Regions from separate parts of the Mus musculus genome. Here region 1 is linked to region 2. The links are chromatin loops, found by intact Hi-C in ENCODE. Cell type or tissue: heart. All regions are shown on one strand. Each heading gives the region's core, and the rest is flanking DNA. Links, peaks and the distances in the headings are about the cores only. Region 1 has its middle 67 kb from the start of Gm39902. Region 2 overlaps Mpped2 (metallophosphoesterase domain containing 2).

Region 1 (9,123 bases), core at 383-8,382, 81 kb before region 2:
TTCTTCAACATAACCCTTGGACAACTTACGCTGAATTCAGGGGAAAGTTAATTAAGATTAGGTATACTCCCAAGTCAACAAACACACTTGACAGACATCCAGAGAGCCAAACAAAGAGATCCATCCAGGCAGACACTGGACCAATGCTCAAATTTGAAAATGGCGAACTAGGGATTGCCTGTTCTCCTGAGGTTAATGTGGAATGCTAAGCCTCTGGGCTAGTTTTCCTTCTCCTGTATTATCAAATAGGCTGGCTGTGTTTGTTAGTCTAGTGTGCAGAAATTCATGAATTCTTTGCCTCCTTTCTTCTCATGACATTTGGATTAAAAATAAGTCTCAAAAAATAAATAAAAGTGATTCTCAATTAGCCAGACAAGACTTCAATAATCTTTAAAGATCTCTTTCATGTCTCCCATCATTCACTGGTGTTCCCATAGTTCGCTACTTCCTAGAACATACTCCTATGCTGAAATTAGTTGCCCTTGCTCTGGCATATGGAGCTTCTGTCAGGTTGAGGTAAGTGGTGGGGTATCAGAGTAAAACTTAATGGCCAAATACAGAGTTCTAAGGTCCTCCCATATCCAATGTGTGTTAGCTGTATCATTGACTGTACCAATCACCTACCTGCATCACTGACTCTATGTGATAGTTCTGTCAAATTTATTTTGTATAAAAATGTTGAAACACAGGCAACTAGTTAGAACATTACATTTTGCAAAAGTTCAAACAAATATTTTCTATTAAGACCTTTAGCTTTCTTTTAAATTTTCTGTTCTTACATGTGTGTGTCTCTGTTCACATGTGTTCATTTGTTATATAGTTTAGAGAATGATCTACAGCCGCCATATTTGGAGTTTTGAATGAGGGAATTGATCACTTATCTAGCAAGTCAAAATAAAAGATTAAGTAAAGAATAGACAGGTAGATGGCAAAGCATCATCAAACCACGCACTCAACATCTAGCAGAAATCCACTGGGGAAGCTCCTTTAAGGTAATTGGAGAGCCCAATAGAAAATGTGCTAAGTGAGAGTCCTCAGAGTCCCCTTAGGTGAGCCTTCCAAGTAAAAGAGCAGACAGCAATGGACAGAAATAACATGATCATTTAAGGCACGACAGCAAGTACAAATCAACTGAGCCAGGTGAGGTAGTCAGCTAGGGTAACCAGTGAAGTTCCTTACCACAGCTGAGCTTCTCGTTGCTGAAAGTTCTATGGCTGAACTTCCAGCTTCTCTTTCCCTCTGCAGGTATTTTTCTATCATGCAACAAGCATAGTAACATCTTTTGGAAATAGTTTATTTTTTAGCTTATCCCAGGGGCAGGGTGGTTTTCTAGCTATGTTGTTCTCCTTTCCAGAGTTAAGGGCATTTCCTGTACCCAGACAAGAGGCCTTGGGAGATACGGAGACAAACATGCTTGGACTTGAAATGAAGATGGAGATGAAACTCTGCTTCCAGAGGTTGTTTCTTGGTGAGCTCAAACAACACATGACAATTTACTGTGATAATATACGTTACAGTGAGCATGTATGCAAGTGGGATGGAAACCAAAGGATGATGTCAGGTGCCTTCCTCAATCACTCTCCACCTTAATTTTTTTAAACCAGGAGCTCACTGATTCTGCTAGCCCACATGTCCAGTGAGCCTCAAGGCTCCTCCTGTCTCTATTTCTCTGGTCCTGGGATTACAGACATGTGCTATCATGCTTTGCTCTTTTACACAGTGCTGGGGATCCAAACTCAGGCTCTCATGTTTGTACACCAAGCACTTTACCCACTGAGCCATCTCTCTAAACCCCATGATTCTTTTTTTTTTTTTTCAGAGTCATAGGCAGAAATATTCAACTTCTAAGTATTAGAAGTCTAATCATCAGGGTGAAATTTATGTTAGTGGAGACAGGGTTAAGAGGCGATCACTGCTAATGATTGCCTTGTGGCAGCCTCTGAAGTGGGTCAACTAAGGCTACCCTGCCTTAACCTCAAAGGAGCAATTTCAGTCAGCCTCTGCTGTGTAACAAATCACCTCGAAGAATAGTAGCTTAAAACAGCAATTATTTTTCTTGCAGCTATGGTTTGACTGGAGGTTGTTATCTTGGTGTTTTATCTGCTCACTCATGTTGAAGCCCGAGGCTGCAGAATCATCTAGGTTTACCTGTGTGGTAGTGGGCTCTGGCTACTCTTTGGGTGCCTCACCTCTCTTCTATATTCAGTGGATACCAGTTTCTTCATACAGGTGGTCTCAGTGCAACATTCACACAATGCATGTGGCGCTTTGCATATGAAATGCCCTCTGTTGTTCTTGGTCACCAGCTATGGATGCGGTTTTGGTGTGGGTAGAGAAGGCAAGTCCCTGACAATGGTGGGCCTTTAAGGGTTTTATCCTGACCCCCTTCTCTGTCTGCTTCTTCACTGCTCCTTCTGCTAGGGAGTGAGCCACTCTGCTGAGCCATCCCACTATGACAGGATGAAACCAGAAGCCTGGGAGTTGGGAAGGAGTGGGGTCTGAAACTCAGGACCCTTGGCTCTGTTTACCTTCATAAAGGGTTTGCCGGGAAAGACCAACAGGTAGTTCTTTGTCTAAGGGATCTGAGAGCCACAGGCTAGAGGGGAATTGGTCTTCAGTGAGAGCCAGTCACCCTTTCTTCCACAGTGCTCACAGCCACAAAGCGAACTTGAACTTGGGGCAGGTGCTGAGGTTTATTACTTAGGTCAGCCCCTGCAAGCTCTCTATCACAATGCCTGGAATTGAATCCTGGCTACACCCACACTGCCTATGAAAGGAAAATGAACACAACACCACATACCTCACCTTCTGCCTCTGTAAGATGGAACAACTACTGCATATGTGAAACATTTCAATTGTGTGTGTTCCATGTGGGTTCGTGGTCATTTGCCATTTTGCTTCTTAAGTGTGGCTTTTAATTATCTTTCCAGTGAATTCAGAAGCCAATTGAAAAAGAGGTTGTCTGAGATGAGTTTCATAACATATCTTCATAAACTCTTAAGAAAAGTTCAACCCCCTGTTGAACTACCATTTTGTTGTTGTGAAAAATAGATTGTGTGTGTGTGTGTGTGTGTGTGTGTGTGTGTGTGTGTGTGTGTGTGTAGAGGCCTAAAGAAGGAGTTAAATCCTCTGCCACTGGATTCTTGGGTTTTCAGAAACTTGTCAGGTACCATGTATGTGCTAGGAGCTGCACTCTATCCCTCTGCTGAGCCATCTTTCCAACCTTTGCCCACCAGTTATGTGGTGCTGGCTACGGTGTAAAAAGATCTTCCTTCATCTTGTAGTCAGGGTGACCTGGCTTCTAGTCTGACTCTGGCAGTTACTAGGTATGTGCAATCTTGAGCCGATTACTTACCCAAGCCTCAGTTTCCTCTCCTGTAAAGGACTTGCAATCACATTGAGCATGCAACAGCTCCAAAGGAGCAAATGTGAGGATTAAGGTAACTTGCTTAGAGCCACAGATAAGCAGCAACCAAACACATAGTAGGTCTGTCTCCTCTGCTTTTCAGATGTCTAATTTCCCACTTAGATTCAAATAACAAAGTCAACCACCTTCTCTGAGCCCGGGGAAGGCGAGGGTTGGCTGCCTTCCTTTTTTTTTTTTTTTTTTTTTTCCTTGCTGCTTTGATTCCAGGGTGTTTGCCAGAGGTCACAAAGAATAGAGTTCCTTTCTCTCTGGAAGCCACGTGTGGTTTTCTCTATATTGATTGTTCTTATTGGTCTGTCTCTTTAAGGAAAAGACCCTGACCAGGCTACTCACCCCATCAATACTAAAGACTGTGAATTTTCCAGTTCTACTGAACTCTGTGTGACCCTTGCAGACAATAATTGCTTTAACATAGGGTTAGGCAACAGCAACAAACTTGTCTAAAAATAATCCAGGGCTTAAAATACAACTTAACCTGGGAGATTTAAGTAGGTAAAGGAGATGGCTTCTCTCTGGAATTGCTTCTTGATTAATCACTCCATCTGAGGTCATTGGGAAAAAAAAATGACAGCCTTCAAATAGGGCTTTAAATGTCTCGCTCTCTACTTTTCCATACTGGCAGGAAGCCAGTCCCTGCTGGCTGCTGGTTCTTAAAGGAACATGTTCGCTTGGATTTTCTCCACTGAGGTCTAGGAAAGTGTATAGTCCTGGAGCAGCTAAAGAGATGGGTGAACAGTTCACTCCCTTCACTTCAAGCATGCTTTCTCTCAAGATCACCTCCAGGAGCAGCTGATTCCCAGAGGTATATCCCACTGGTTTATCCCAGTGGAAAGAAAAAAGGTGTCCTGAGACTGGTGTAGATGGCCAGCTCAGGTTGTTTTGCTCCCCAGGACTGAAGACAGATGAATAGGCAGTAATCTGTCACTAGTTTCTTTCCTATCTTCCATTTGGCACCTGCACCTGGGTACCAGCATCCTTTTGGTTTAGGCCTTGTCTCCTCTAAATTCTTCCCAATTACCAGTGCTCTAAATGTTTGCCCCTAGAGTTTGCAACCTCCAATCAGCAGTTGTTTCTCTCTCCAGGTAACCTGAACTACCCTTCCTTCACAACCACACCTACCCTTTCCCTGAAGATCCATGACTGTCTCCTCCCTTGGTTTCCTTGATAAAGGGCAAGCTGATTCTTTCGGGCCACAGCACATGTTGGCCACAGACTCTATGGTTCTTTTATCTGAACTTGGCTTTACTTTCTAGGCTAACATGACTCTTCAATACACAAGACTCTTGGATCGAAATTAGTGTTGGTGCTAAATACAAAAATCTTGTACAGAGAATTATCTTTTTCTAGATCTTATACTAAACCAAGTCTTTACAGTGACAGTTTGATTTGGTGGCTGTACTGATTAGTTGTGGCTGTCAACCCGACTGCTTTGAATAATGTCTTGAAATTGGTCAATAATTTGGCTGGGTATATCGGTGAGTTTCCAGAGGAGAATTTATGTGAGTCCGATAACTGATGTGGAGGACCCGCCCTGAATGTGGGCAGTACCAGCCAGAAGAAGGGCCCTTATGAACAAGAATGGTCAAAGAACAAGACCTTTACTTTCCTGGATGTGTCTTGTTTCTTTGGTGGGTGTTTTTGTATTGCTGTCTCTGGTGGAAACCAGATTCTAGGTATCTCAGCCTTTGAGCAGGGACTCTCCCCGGAGGTTCCCCGGGGGCCTTTCAGGGCTTTCACCTTGGACTGGGCTGCATCACTGGCCTTTCTTGTATTCTGAGGCTTCCTGCTTTTTGGAACAAGCAGCTACCGATTGTTCTGACTTTCCGGCCTACAGACAGCCATTGTGCAAGCCATCATGGGAGCCATCGTGGGAGCTCTCCAACTTCCATGTGCATCTATCTAATAAATCCTCTCTCCTGTATCTTAATGATTCCATCTTTCTGAAGAAGCTTGATGAGGACAGTGGTTTCACATTGTATTTCTTATCAAAAGGATCTGTTGTTAGGTTTCAACAAGGCTGATGAGGCCTGTGTTGAGTTTTGAGTTCCAGCTAACATTGTTTTAGTTCTTTATGTGCCTGCAGATGTAGTGAATGCATTTGCCTGTACATGTGAGTGCTGTGAAGGCCAGAGGTCCACATCAGGTTGTTTTGCTCCATCACTTTCTGTTGCAGTTGCCAATTAATTCTACTCAAATTGTTCCACTGGCAGTGGAGTGTTCCTTGCTACTGGGTTCCTGAATGAAAGACATGCATGCATGCATGCATGCACACACACAAGCATGCACGCACACAACCTTATATTTTAATATGTCTTAAACAGCTCTCTGGCTGCACCACTCCCAAACCTACACGTGGCTAACACCTCCTCTCCTGAGTTATTACTAAAGTCTGTATTCCATGTTTGTTGCCCTAGACCCAGTTGTGGAGGCCCATGGGGCTGCTCTTCCATGGCTCTTCCATATTGTCTGCCTCGCTGTCCTTCCTTCTCAGGAGAGGCAGCTACTCCTTTCCCGGGATGGTGGCTAACTCTCTTCCTCTCCTTCCTCTGTTCCTTGTTCCAGAATCCTAAAAGTCCCACCTCTGTCTCTCTTCTAAGCCGTTGGCCTCTGGCAACTTTACCAATCAAAGCCAACTGGGGGCAGGGACGGTGTCTTACGTGCAGATATGCGAATTCTTCTGCAATTCAGGGGACCCAATTAACATAAGTAGCTTTAGACGAAATCTACAGCAACTTTCCACATTGTTTTTTTTTGTTTTGTTTTGTTTTGTTTTTTGTTTTTTGTTTTTTTTTTTTTTTGAGCCAGAGACTCCTATTGAACTTGGAGCCCACCAATTCAGCTAGGCAGGCTGGCCAGCACACTTTCAGGATATCTCTGCCTTGCCAGGGCTACAATAGATGCACACTGTTGCACTTTGCTCTTCTATGTGGGCTCTGTGGACCTGAATTCAGGCTGTTTACATACCAAAGACTTTACCAACTGAGCCATTTCTGCATCCCCCTCCCAGCCACATCTACAATATTTATCCTCCAGACATTTACAAACATTGTCTTTTGTGTGCGTGTGTGTGTCCATGGTTCAGCCATTCTCCATGACCACCCTGCATATAATGGCAGCAGCACAACCTTCTACTCTTCATCATGCTCACTATAGCCTTTAGCTATTTGACACATTATGCTGCCCCTGCGTATGATGTCAGATCTCACCAGGGCTTATAATGAGAGAGACAATCTCCTTCATCTGAGATAATGTGGGCACCTAGGCAGTGCTCAATAAATGTGTCCAATAAAAATAAATTTAAAAATAAAGTTTTAGGTTATTGTATCTTATTTTTCACAATTAGAATGATTTGGGGTTTTTTGAGGGAATCAGTTGCTAAATTCCTTGATTCTTTTTCTCTTATTTTTTTTAACTTCAACAGCTTAATACCTTACTGGGATGTTGCTCTGTGGATTTGAATATGTGTGGACTTATGTAACCTCTATGTTAACCAGTGTCTTCATCCTCAAAACCCTTACCTGAGATACACCTTTGCAGCCATCCTTTGTTCTCGCCCTCACCCCTGGCAACAGCAATCCTAGAGTGCTGTCTTCCCATCAGTAGAAGCACAAAAAGGAACATTTTGAGACTTTTCGTTTACTCGGGATATTACCTTTGACATGAATTTATTCCATAGTATATGTTAATAGTTTGCTCCATTTAATTTCCAAGTAATATTCCACCATATGGGTAGACCACAGTTTATTTATCCATTCACCTCATAAAATAGACTTGGGTTGTGTTCTGATGCTGTGAATGAACATGCTATATGTATTTATGTGTCTCTTTCTGTGTGAACATAATGTCCTCATTTCTTTACCGTGAATACCTGAGACTGGGGTTGTTGGTGCATACAGTAAATATATGTTTAAGTGAATCGATAGAAAATTGCAAAATATTATTAGGGGCTTTGCTTTTTCTGACACAGGAAGTAAAATGTGAGAAATCTCATTGTCCTATGCTCTTGGTGTTGGCGGTTTTCATTTTTTGCCAATGATTAGCTGGTTAACGAACATTTTTTAGCTGACTGAATAGGCATATGGTGACATCGCACTGTGGTTTGAATCTACATTTGTATTTCCCTCAGACTGACACTGTTGAACGCAGCTGCCATCAACTTACCGCCCACTTACCTTCTTCAGTCAAGTGCTTGTTACTATCTTATTTATTTTGATTTGATTGAATTTTAAAACTCCTATAGATTACAGCCATAATATGCATTTTTGGACATATCATTTGATAATTGTTTTTCCCTGTTCATAGCTTGTTTTTCATTTCTCAAAGCATATCTTTGATGCAGCAGGTTTTTTTTTTTTTTTTAAATCAAATTCGACTTTTTCTTTCAGGGATTAGGCGTCGTCATAGATCAGAAGTCTGCCTCATTCTAGAGCAGGAGAATCTTCTGCTATGTTCTTTGTGAATGCTTTATAGATTTATGGTCCTGATTTAAGCTGATGATTTCTTTGGAGTTACATATTATATAAGCTATATGGTTGGCTCAAAAAAATGTGATTATACACTGGCAGACACCTGTAATCCCAACCCTCTGGAGACTGAAGAGGGAGAATGATTTCGAGTTTCTGGATTGTCTGGCTATACTAATGAGAGCCTGTCTCATAAAGACAAAAAGAAAGAGAGAGAGAGAGAGAGAGAGAGAGAGAGAGAGAGGGAGGGAGGGAGGGAGGGAGGGAGGGAGGGAGAGAGAGAGAGAGAGAGAGAGAGAAGGAGGAGGAGGAGGAGGAGGAGAGCAAGAAGGAAGCTGAGGAGATGGAGCAGCGAGAGGAGGAGAGAGACAGGGGTTCAGAGGGGCACAGTGGAGTGAAGAGTGGGAAGGAGAGAGGAGGGAAGGCAGGCATTTTCCTAACACAATTGTGGAGATGGTGAGCCTCTCTTCAGTGGCTCTCTGCTATGATTCCATAAATCAAGGCTGTGCTTGTGTTGCTCCGGTTTTTGGCTTTTCTCTTCCTTGCACAGTTTCCATGCCCATGCATTCACCAGCGCCTCCATATACACACGATGACTCTTGACCGTGAATATTAAAAGCACACGAGTCTTCTGACTTTGGTCTGGAATTATTTTCTATTATCATCCCAGGCTATAAAACAGAAAGTGATAAGAAAAGGCTTACTATTGTTTAAAAGTTTCATTTATTTATTTTGCGTTGAGGTGGCTTAAAATTGGACGTCAGGGAACAACTTGAGAAGCAATTCTATGCCTTTAATCCCACCACTCAGGAGGCAGAGGCAGGTGGATTTCTGAGTTCGAGGCCAGCCTGGTCTACAAAGTGAGTTCCAGGACAGCCTGGGCTACACAGAGAAACCCTGTCTCAAAAAACAAAAAACAAAAACAAAAAACAAGAGAGAGAGAGAGAGAGAGAGAGAGAGAGAGAGAGAGAAGCAATCCTAATTCTCCCTTCCTTCCATGTGGCTCTTCAGAGGTCAGCTAAGATCACCAGGCTCGGCAGAAGCTGAGTTTCCCCGCTGAGCCATCTTGCTGGCCCAGGCTGAACATTTCTGAGCAGGGTCTGTGACTGGCAATGGACAGTGGGCATTTATATTAGTATCTGATTTTCAAAGTGAAGTATTCTAGTAGGTATTGTTTTCTCATTTCTGAAGATTAAAACACACACACACACACACACACACACACACACAGAG
Region 2 (9,123 bases), core at 290-8,289:
AGAGATAAGAAGAAGAAGGAGCAGGGAGAAGGAGGAAGTGATGGAGGAGTAGGGGGTAGAGGAGATAGAGATGTAAGAGGAGGACGAGGAAGGGAAAGGAGGACAAGGAGGAGGCACAGGAGGAGGAGGAGGAGGAGGAAGAAGAGGAGGAGGAGGAGGAAGGGGAGGAGGAGGAGGAAGGGGAGGAGAAACCATCATCTGGTCCCCAAAGTTTTAGAAAATGTAGCTCAGAGAATGACTGAGTTGAAATTTGCTCATCCAGTGTCTAAACAAACAAACAAACAAATCAAAGAGAATTGTTTTAATCTATTACAGCACAGATTGGAATATAGCAAAATTCAACAAAATTGGATTAATTACATTGACATATATGTAAACTATATGTGCACTAATCATGTAGCCTCTGAGAGCTGAGCCTGGACTTGCTCCTCTTTACGTCGCTCTTTATTTCTATTTTTTCACTTTGCCATGAGTAATGTGTGGACATGTGTGTCCTCCTGCATGGGCTCGAGGTCTCCCTCTCCATCCCTTTCTCTCTCTTCTAAGTTTGTTTGACTAGACTGACTGTCCACAAAGTACCAGGGCTCCTCCTGACTCTGCCTCCCCAGGGCTGGGATTAAAAGATTCCCAGGGATCAACTGAGGTACACATGCTGTAGGGAAATCACTTTACAGACTGAGATATCTCCCTCTCCCTCTCCCTCTCCCTCTCCTCTTTTTATATTTATTCACTTATTTTATGTATAAGTACACTGTACCTGTCTTCAGACACACCAGAAGAGGGCATCAGATCCCATTGCAGTTGGTTGTGAGCCACTCTGGTTGCTGGAAGCTGAACTCAGGACCTCTGGAAGAGCAGCCAGTGCATGCTTTTATCTGTGGAGCCATTTCTCCAGCCTTCCTTTAGTTTCTTAATGTACTGGATTTAAAGAAACCATTTTGAAGCTTAGAGCACCAGTCAATCGAACAAATGGTTGGCATTTCAAGTGTTTATTTTCTGCCACCAGACAGAGACCTGCTGAGCTATTGTGCTTATCAGAAAAGTCTCTGATCAAACTCAGAGAATATTCTAGGAATATTCTCAGGAATACTCTAGGTATATTCTATGTTATGGCGTAATGCCCGTTTTTCATCAGCTTACTCTTATGACTTATAATTGTATAAGATTATAGACTTAACAACTTATCAGGTTCAGTTTCAGGGTGATAGTGTCCGAAGGCAAATATCTCAAGACATTCTTCTCCCCTTTGAAAGGCTTTTTCAAAATCTGAAACCAAGCATGGTTTCAGCCCCAAACACCTAATGTGTTTCTGGATAAAAAGTATTTGAAAAATATGGTCATTAAAACCCAAACAAGCAAGACATTTAGAGTCTGTAATTCTGAACAAACTGGGTTGGACTGCCATGTTTAATACTCTGCACATTTGAGCACAGCAACACTGAGAGTGTGCATAACAGTATGGCATATACTTTGGGTACATGTATAAGCTTCAACATTTTTACTTTACACATTGCAAAAAACAGTTACTAGGAACACCAGCCTGTGTTTTCTCCCAATCCTTTATTCTAGGAAAGCCTTTGTGTTCATCTGCCTCGGGAGTGTTTACACACAATGGTTTAAACAGAAGTTTCTAGAAACGCTGCTACCTTTTCCTTGTCTAGGTTTTGCTTTCTCTCAAGGCAAAAAGCTTGATGGATGTTGGGACAGGGAGCAAGGAGAGCGCCTCAGCAGGCTGGATGGGGATGAAGGCTGTCTACAGCCTCAAGACAGAGGTGAGAGCTTTCTGCAGGAAATGCCAGGGCTGTGGAGAAGTGAGCGTCCAGGTGGAATTCCCTGCAAGGGGCAGCTTCCTGAGCAGTAACAAGCTCTCAGCAGAAGCAGCTGTGGCACGTCTCACAAGGAAGCCAAAGCCTGTTCTCGGGGACCCTAAGGCAAGGTCAGAGAAAAGAGGCATGTCCTGCTATGGAGGGCCTGACTGATCCCCAACATGGTATGTTCCAAACAGACTGTGTAAAAGGCCCTGACCAGAGATCTGTAATCAGGAGCCGAGACCCATTACTTCTCAAGTCAAGGGTCAAGGGCTCAGACTGAAATATGCTTCAACTCTAAAAAAACAAACAAACATCCCAGTGTGTAAATACTCAAATCTGTGAGTCACACTAGCATAACACCCACACCTGCTATCCATGTTTAAATGTTTAAAAATGCAAGTTGCTGCTGCAGAATTATTGCGCACGCCTTGGGCTTTCATCAAGCCATGCAGCTGTGGCAAATTTTTGGCTAGGTTAAGAGGAGGTTAGATACATCTCCATCCCTTACCTCTGAGAGAGACTCACTGGAGCTATGACAGAATTGAGGTGAGATGGTGCAGATGCTCTTCAGAGGTGAGTTAGAACTGACCAACAACCTGTGCCCTCCAGAGTTCCCCAACCAGCCCTCACTGAAGTCAAAAGGACGCATGTGCTACCACAGTGTCTCCAGCTTGTGCACTGAAGTGCTAGAACCGTGACTCATTTGCCACATCTGCATAACACCTGGCCTATGTTTACTAAATATTTCTCTAATCCAGACTTGGTTTTATTACTTAAATAAATTTATCCTCACCCTAAACGGCAATATCCATGAAATTACAAGTCCTGCACACACCCATACACTTTTCAGCAGGCATGTAAAAATGCCAAATTACCGAAAGAAGTGTGCAACCAGGCACGGCCTAAGATTATGTCACACTCACTACCGGCACACTTGCTACAGCTCGGGAAACCCTGCACTGCACAATGGTGGCACTAGATGTTCTTCTGATTCCATTTTCTTTCTTTCTTTTCCTTTCTTTTTTTTTTTTTCTTAACCCACTTCTCTTCGATTTATGCTAAATTAAATGAAAACTAGCAAAGCGTGCTGAAAACGTTGGGTAGTACAGTGAGCCCTGTGGTTTTCTCCAGGAAGGGCTGCTCTTTCACCCCTTTGTCTAGGAGTGTATCGGCAAAGTCTTGCTTCATCAGACTCAGCCTACTTGATCCTCCAGTGATTCCATTTTCTTTCTCCTGGCTTCTAAACTGTGATTACTTACCAGTGACAATGGGTTTGAATATAAAACGTTATTCAAAGAAGGAGGAAGCTAAGCGAGAGTAGGAGAACACGAAGAAGTAACATAAAAGAAAGAAGGGTGGAGGTCATAAAGAGAAGGACAAGACGCCCAGACAAAATATCCAAACAGAAATGCTAGCAGCAGAGGGAATGCTGCGTTTGCACATGTTTGAGCAATGTAACCACACCAGGAAATCTACTCATCAAAAGGATGGTTACCTGGAGAATGGCGACATTACCTTCAGCAATTACATAATGGTAGCACAGACCTGGAAATAGGGAGCATGGCGCTCTGCTTCCCCAGGGTCCTTGCATCGCACTGATATGCAGTTGTGGCTTTTTGCCCCTATAGACATACAGCCCTGGACTTGGGGACCCTCCTTCTTAAGGGGGTCCCTCCCTCTTCTTCCTTCCTTACCCTTCTTATCATCTCAGGAAGAAATTCCTGCAAAGCTCTTCCTTTGGTCACTGATATCTCTGGGAACCAAACCCATTAAGATATTTTTGATCCTTACTCATGCTATTTTGAATGTCTGGGTCACAGGAAGGAACCGATAAAAATAGAATTACAATGCCCCTACTGCCGAAGCGGCAAGGAAGTGATTAGGATTGATGTCTGAATAAATATACACTAGCAGCTCCTGCACGTGATTGGCCTTTGGTCGGACCAAAAGAAGCGTAGGTCTTAGTGACCGCACATGTGTGCATTTGTTTCGCATGTCCCGTGTGCCTTTTTCTTAAGAGAAGACCCCCTCTTTTTAAAAAGATTAAGAATATACTAATGACCGTTCAGTGGTTAAGAGAACTTGTTCTTGCAAATGACTTAAGTTCAATTCCAAGCACCCATGTGGTGGGTCACAAAATCATTTGTAACTCCAGTTCCAGGGAAGCTGATGCCTTCTTCTGACTTCTATGGGCACTAGGCACACCCTTGTAATGTACATGTGAGCAAACCACTCATACATATAAAATAGATATGTAAAAAATAGTATAAAATGATGATAGTGATATAAAATGATGATCAATGTTCATTGAACACAGACTGACAAGTAAGGAACTTGAAAGTTGGTATGTACAAACTCATCCAGTGTCCAGAGCCAACAATCTAATGGGGGATAAATGGATACTATCCTCCTCCTCTTTTTCTTTCTCTCTTTCTTTCTTTCTTTCTTTCTTTCTTTCTTTCTTTCTTTCTTTCTTTCTTTCTTTCTTTCTCTCTCTCTCTCTCTCTCTCTCTTTCTTTCTTTCTCTCTTTCTTTCCTTTCTTTCTTTCTTTAAATAAAAAAAGCAAGTCAGAATCAGAGATGTAACTGCCATACAATAGACAGATACAAGTTAATCCCGCCTCTCCTGATAGGGTTAATATCATGGGGATTAATTAGTTTCTTTGACTCTAGCCTCCAACTGCAGTGCTAGAGGTGCTTAAGAAGGGGTGGCTACCAAGATGAAATGGAAAGGCAAGTCTAGTCCTTCCCCGGGCTTGGGCTTGCAGCACTGTAAACTTCCAAGTTCAAGGTGTTGCCAGCACAGATGCCATTATCTCCACAATGGCTCCTCCTTCCACACTTTCCATTGATCAGTAGACCATCCCCACTGAACATATGAACCTGACAGTATTAAACAGACAAACTTCTAAGAAAAGAGTATGCGCTAACCCCAGGATTTCCTTCTGTGTCTGGGAAGGTGCCCAGAGAAGCCTATGTATGGACAACACTCTCAGCCTACCTTGAACCACGTCCGTCAAGTAACACCAAATACACTGTCTGCAGCCACGTCAGCTCAAAGAGTCGTGCCTGCTCGTGTGAGAATATGCTGGCTCTCTCTGCACCTGAATTCTTTTATCCATCTCTTGTCATCATTCTATCCACTTTTAGTTTAGCATATTCTCTTATGCTTTTTAAATTATCATTTCACACTTAAAATTATGAAAGGATGGTCCACCATGACAGTGGACAGCCATGTAGACAGTTCATGATAAACAAGAGGCCATGATCCCATTTCTTTAGTCCTTTTCTCTCTGCCTTTTATTTTCCCTATTATTAATTTGCAGGGCTCTGGATCAAACCCAGGGCTTGTGTGCAGATGAGCATTCTATCAGTAACTCTGAAAAACTTCTTCCTTCACATTATCTGAGAGCCTACCGGCCCAGCATGGTCTTTCAAGCAAGCAAACTCCTTTAATAAGCACCAAACACTATCTGGAAAGTAGACATTCAATGTCTTCCTGTCACCCATAGACTTAACTCCCTGGTCCCTGTGCTCTTTGGAGCCACACCAACCGCCTCCCTTTCCTTCCACCTGAGGGCCTAATGTCTTATTTACACTGCCAGGTTCCTCTTACTCCTCATTAGCCATGTGCCCTGCAGCCCAGGACAATGGCTGCCTCTCTCTGGCTTTCTCCACCTCTTCTGCCTTCTCTTCTTTCATCATACACATTTAGGTTTCCAGTCTCTAAGATTCTCCATAAGTTAATGTCAGAGAGAAACTTTAAATGTGCTACCTATCTACAGAAGGTGTCCAGTTGCAGCCTGAGTAAATAAACATCTTTCACAACAGGCACCTTTCGAAAACCATCACCAGTACATTATCAAGTGGCAAGAATCACTTCATGCAAGTCAGCAGGACAGAAGTTCAAGTTCTCACCTGCTTTGAGCCCACAAGTCCTAAATCTCTCATTGTTAATATCTCAGCCTATCTCAAGTAAAGTAAAAACCTTAGTCCTACTACTGCAGATAACTGCAGTACTCCCACTTGCTATCCTGGCCTCCTTTCCTTCCTCAATACCCTCGTGTTAGTATGCACTGAATCTAGCATTCTTCCAAAAGGAAAAAAACAAAACAAAACAAAACAAAACAACAACAACAAAACCACGTTTCCCCAGAAGCACAGGATGCAATCCAGACAATTTCACAAAGCACTCTGACCCTGACAGCCAGCTCTTAGTCCACCACACACTGAGTTCTAGGGCCAGGCAATTGCCTACACATTCTAAGCTCTTAGCTCCTACTAGCACTGCTCTTGTCTGTGGACACACCTGAGAGATCCTCTTCCCGGTTCTTCCCAGTCTCCCTGACGCATCTCCTTCCCCACCCAAACCAGACCAGCTGCTCCCAGTGTCTGTCTCCAAAGCAATCTTACAAAATTAGCTCTTACTTCATTTGCTTATCTCCCCCTCTTTACTAAGTGTCTTACAAGGTCCCCCAGGGTCAGTGACTTGCTTCGTTCATGCCCGTGTCTCCAGCACATAGGGTTGTGTTTGACACTGCATGGAACAGGCTCTCCATAGCTAACAGCTAAATTAACCTCCGAATAAAACTCTAAACAGTGCAAGGGTACGTTTCTACCACCGAGACAGCTTCAGAAGGCTGTCTTTGGGCTGTTTATCTTTTCTCACTGGCTCTCTTTTCCTCCTAAATCCACCTGCCATGGCTTTCCGAAGGACAACAAACCCGTTTATAACATGCAACCAACAAGTTTTCTTTCAAGTTTGATAGGGCCACAGTATGAATCTTCTTAACCCTCCTTTTGAACTGTACTTGGCATACGTCTGCAGAATATGTTTAGCTTGTTTCTCTTCCATGAATGCTTGTATACATTATGCATGCATGTGCCCCATGCCCACAAAGGCCAGGAGAGTGTTGGAGTCTCTGGAGCCTGAGTTGCAGATAGTTGTGAGCCACCACATAGATGCTGGGAACTAGCTAGATCTGGCTTCTCTGCCAGAACAGTAGCTGCTCTTAAAGGCAGAGTCATCTCTATAGTCTCAAGAAATGGTTCTCGAGGGGTGGGTCTGCAAGGCTCAAAAACCAATACGTATGGGATCCAGAACTTGAGTCTAGAATCTAAGAGTTTTAAATCATGAATAGGGTTGAATTTAAAAGATTTTTTTCTTCACCTACTGAGCGAGGAGGAAACTCAGATGCATTTTCTCCCTTATTGTGTATTTTTATTTTATGTGCAATGATGTTTTGCCTGCATGTGTGTTTGTGTGACAATGTCACATCCCCAGGAACTAGAGTTACAGATAGCTGTCAGCTGCCACGTAGGTGCTGAGAATTGAACCTGGGTCCTCTTGAAGAGCAGCCAGTGCTCTTAACCACTGAGCAATCTCTTTAGTCCTTTATTGCTAATGGAAGCAATTAGACTGACTGATTTATTCTTCCTTCCTTCCTTCCTTCCTTCCTTCCTTCCTTCCTTCCTTCCTTCCTTCCTTTATCCCCTCCCTTCCTCCCTCCCTCTGTACCCCTCCTTCTGTCTTTCATTGCTGACTCCCTCCCAACCTCTTCCCTTCTTTTTCCCCTCCTCCCTTCCAAATCCTTCCAAATGGTACACCCAGACTCTTTTCCTGGGATAAATTAAAGCTAGACTAGTATGTTAGGAATTTTTTTTTGTTCTTTGTTTTGTTTTGCATGTTTTTGGATTTGATCTGTGAGTGTTTTATATAGTATCTTAGTGTCTGCTCATGGTGTAACATAGTTTCCTATAAGTTTTGTTCTCTTTCTTAGATGGTATGTTGACTATAAAGTAAGATGGGAAGTGGTCTTTCTTCTAAATAGTTGATGAAATTCATCATTAAAGATACTGTGACTTACTTTTCATAATAAAAGGTTTTGAAGTGAAATCAGTTTAATTATTATATCGAGACACTCAAATTTTGTATTTTATTTTGTGCACATCCTTTTTCCTTTTTAGTATTTTTTAAAGAAAGTTGTGCACTTACTGTAAGTTTCAAATTTTGTCAGCATAAAGTTGCTCATGAACCCCTCTTATCTTTTCAGAGTTCCAAAGCTTTGTAGTGAGAACTCCTTTCCATTCCTCATACTAATGGTTTATAGTCTTGATCAGTAAGGGCTCATCAGTTTGATTTTTTTTTTTTCAAATAACAAGTTTTAATTCTGTTACATTCTGTTTCATTGATTTCTCTTAATTTTATTCATTTCAGTTTCTTCCATGTCTTCATTTTGGATCTTGCTTGCTCTATCTTTTGGGGGGTAGAGCAGCCTTAAGTAATTGGTTTTCGTCCGTGTTTCATACTACAGAGATTAAAAACTTCAATGTAGAGAAAGGGGGAAAGGGAACCCTTATAGATTGTTAGTAGAAGTGTAAACTACTCAAACCTGTGTCAAAATCAGGTTGGGGGTTGCTCAACAAATTAAAAGTAGTTCTTCCCTATGACTGGGTTACATCACTCCTAGGTATTTACCTTAAGAATTCCTACTCACTGTATCACAGAGATAATTATACGTCAATGCTTAGTTGCAGTATTATTCATAACAGCTAATTTATGAAACTAACCTAGGCGTCCATCAACAGTGGAACATGAAAAATGTGGTTTATATACACGATAAGATATAATTCAGCCATTAAGAATAATAAAATTATATTGTTTGAATGAAAAGTGGATGTAAATGGAGATTATTATATTTAGTGAATTAAGTTGGTCTCAGAAAAATGAACATTGTCTTTTGCTCTCACTTGTGGATCTTAGATTTTATATATATATATATATAATCATGAACATAGAAGCAAGGGCTAGCAGGATGGCTCAGCAGGTAAAGGTACTTGTAATAAGCTTGGTAACCTAAATTCAATCCCTAGAGCCCATGTAGGGCTGAAGGAAAGAGCAGACTCCAGAGTTTCTCTGATCTCCATATATAGTCCATGGCACATATACCCCCTACATACATTATGCCCTTATGTACACACACACACACACACACACACACACACACACCAAAATAAATAATTACAATAATAATAAATTCAAATTTAAAGTGAAGGTAGAAACAAAACTACCTAGAGGAAGAAAGAGGGCAAGTGAAAGGGCAGGAGAAGAACAGAGACTGAGAGGTATATGGGGAAATAAGCTTGTGGTGGTTTGAATGAGAATGGACCTCAAAGGTTCTTATGTTTGAATATGTAGTCCCCTGTTGGCAGAACTGTTTGGAAAGGGTCAGGAGATGTGGCCTTGTTGAAGGATGTGTCACAGTGGGTGGGATCTGAGGTTTCAAAAGCCTAAGTCATTCCCAGTGTGCTC

The links. A loop is a pair of places that touch in the nucleus more often than their neighbours do. Peaks named below come from ENCODE experiments on the same cell type or tissue, not always from the same donor. Only the 100,000 strongest peaks of a DNase experiment are listed, where the experiment ranks them.
Region 1: it touches region 2 in a loop (2.5-fold over the local background); 2 of 42 quality-filtered maps call a loop at or near these places.

The regions. Positions count from the first base shown.
Region 1 is chr2:106,884,461-106,893,583 of GRCm38, reverse strand. No RefSeq gene overlaps it. Among named protein-coding and RNA genes, the nearest start is that of Gm39902, 67 kb to the left of the region's middle. In heart, for the core only: no CTCF peak of the experiment used is centred there; a DNase peak (open chromatin) is centred at 5,213; H3K27ac peaks cover 272 bases.
Region 2 is chr2:106,803,238-106,812,360 of GRCm38, reverse strand. All of the region lies in intron 4 of Mpped2 (metallophosphoesterase domain containing 2), which reads right to left. It also overlaps Gm22813. Among named protein-coding and RNA genes, the nearest start is that of C130023O10Rik, 10 kb to the left of the region's middle. In heart, for the core only: no CTCF peak of the experiment used is centred there; no DNase peak of the experiment used is centred there.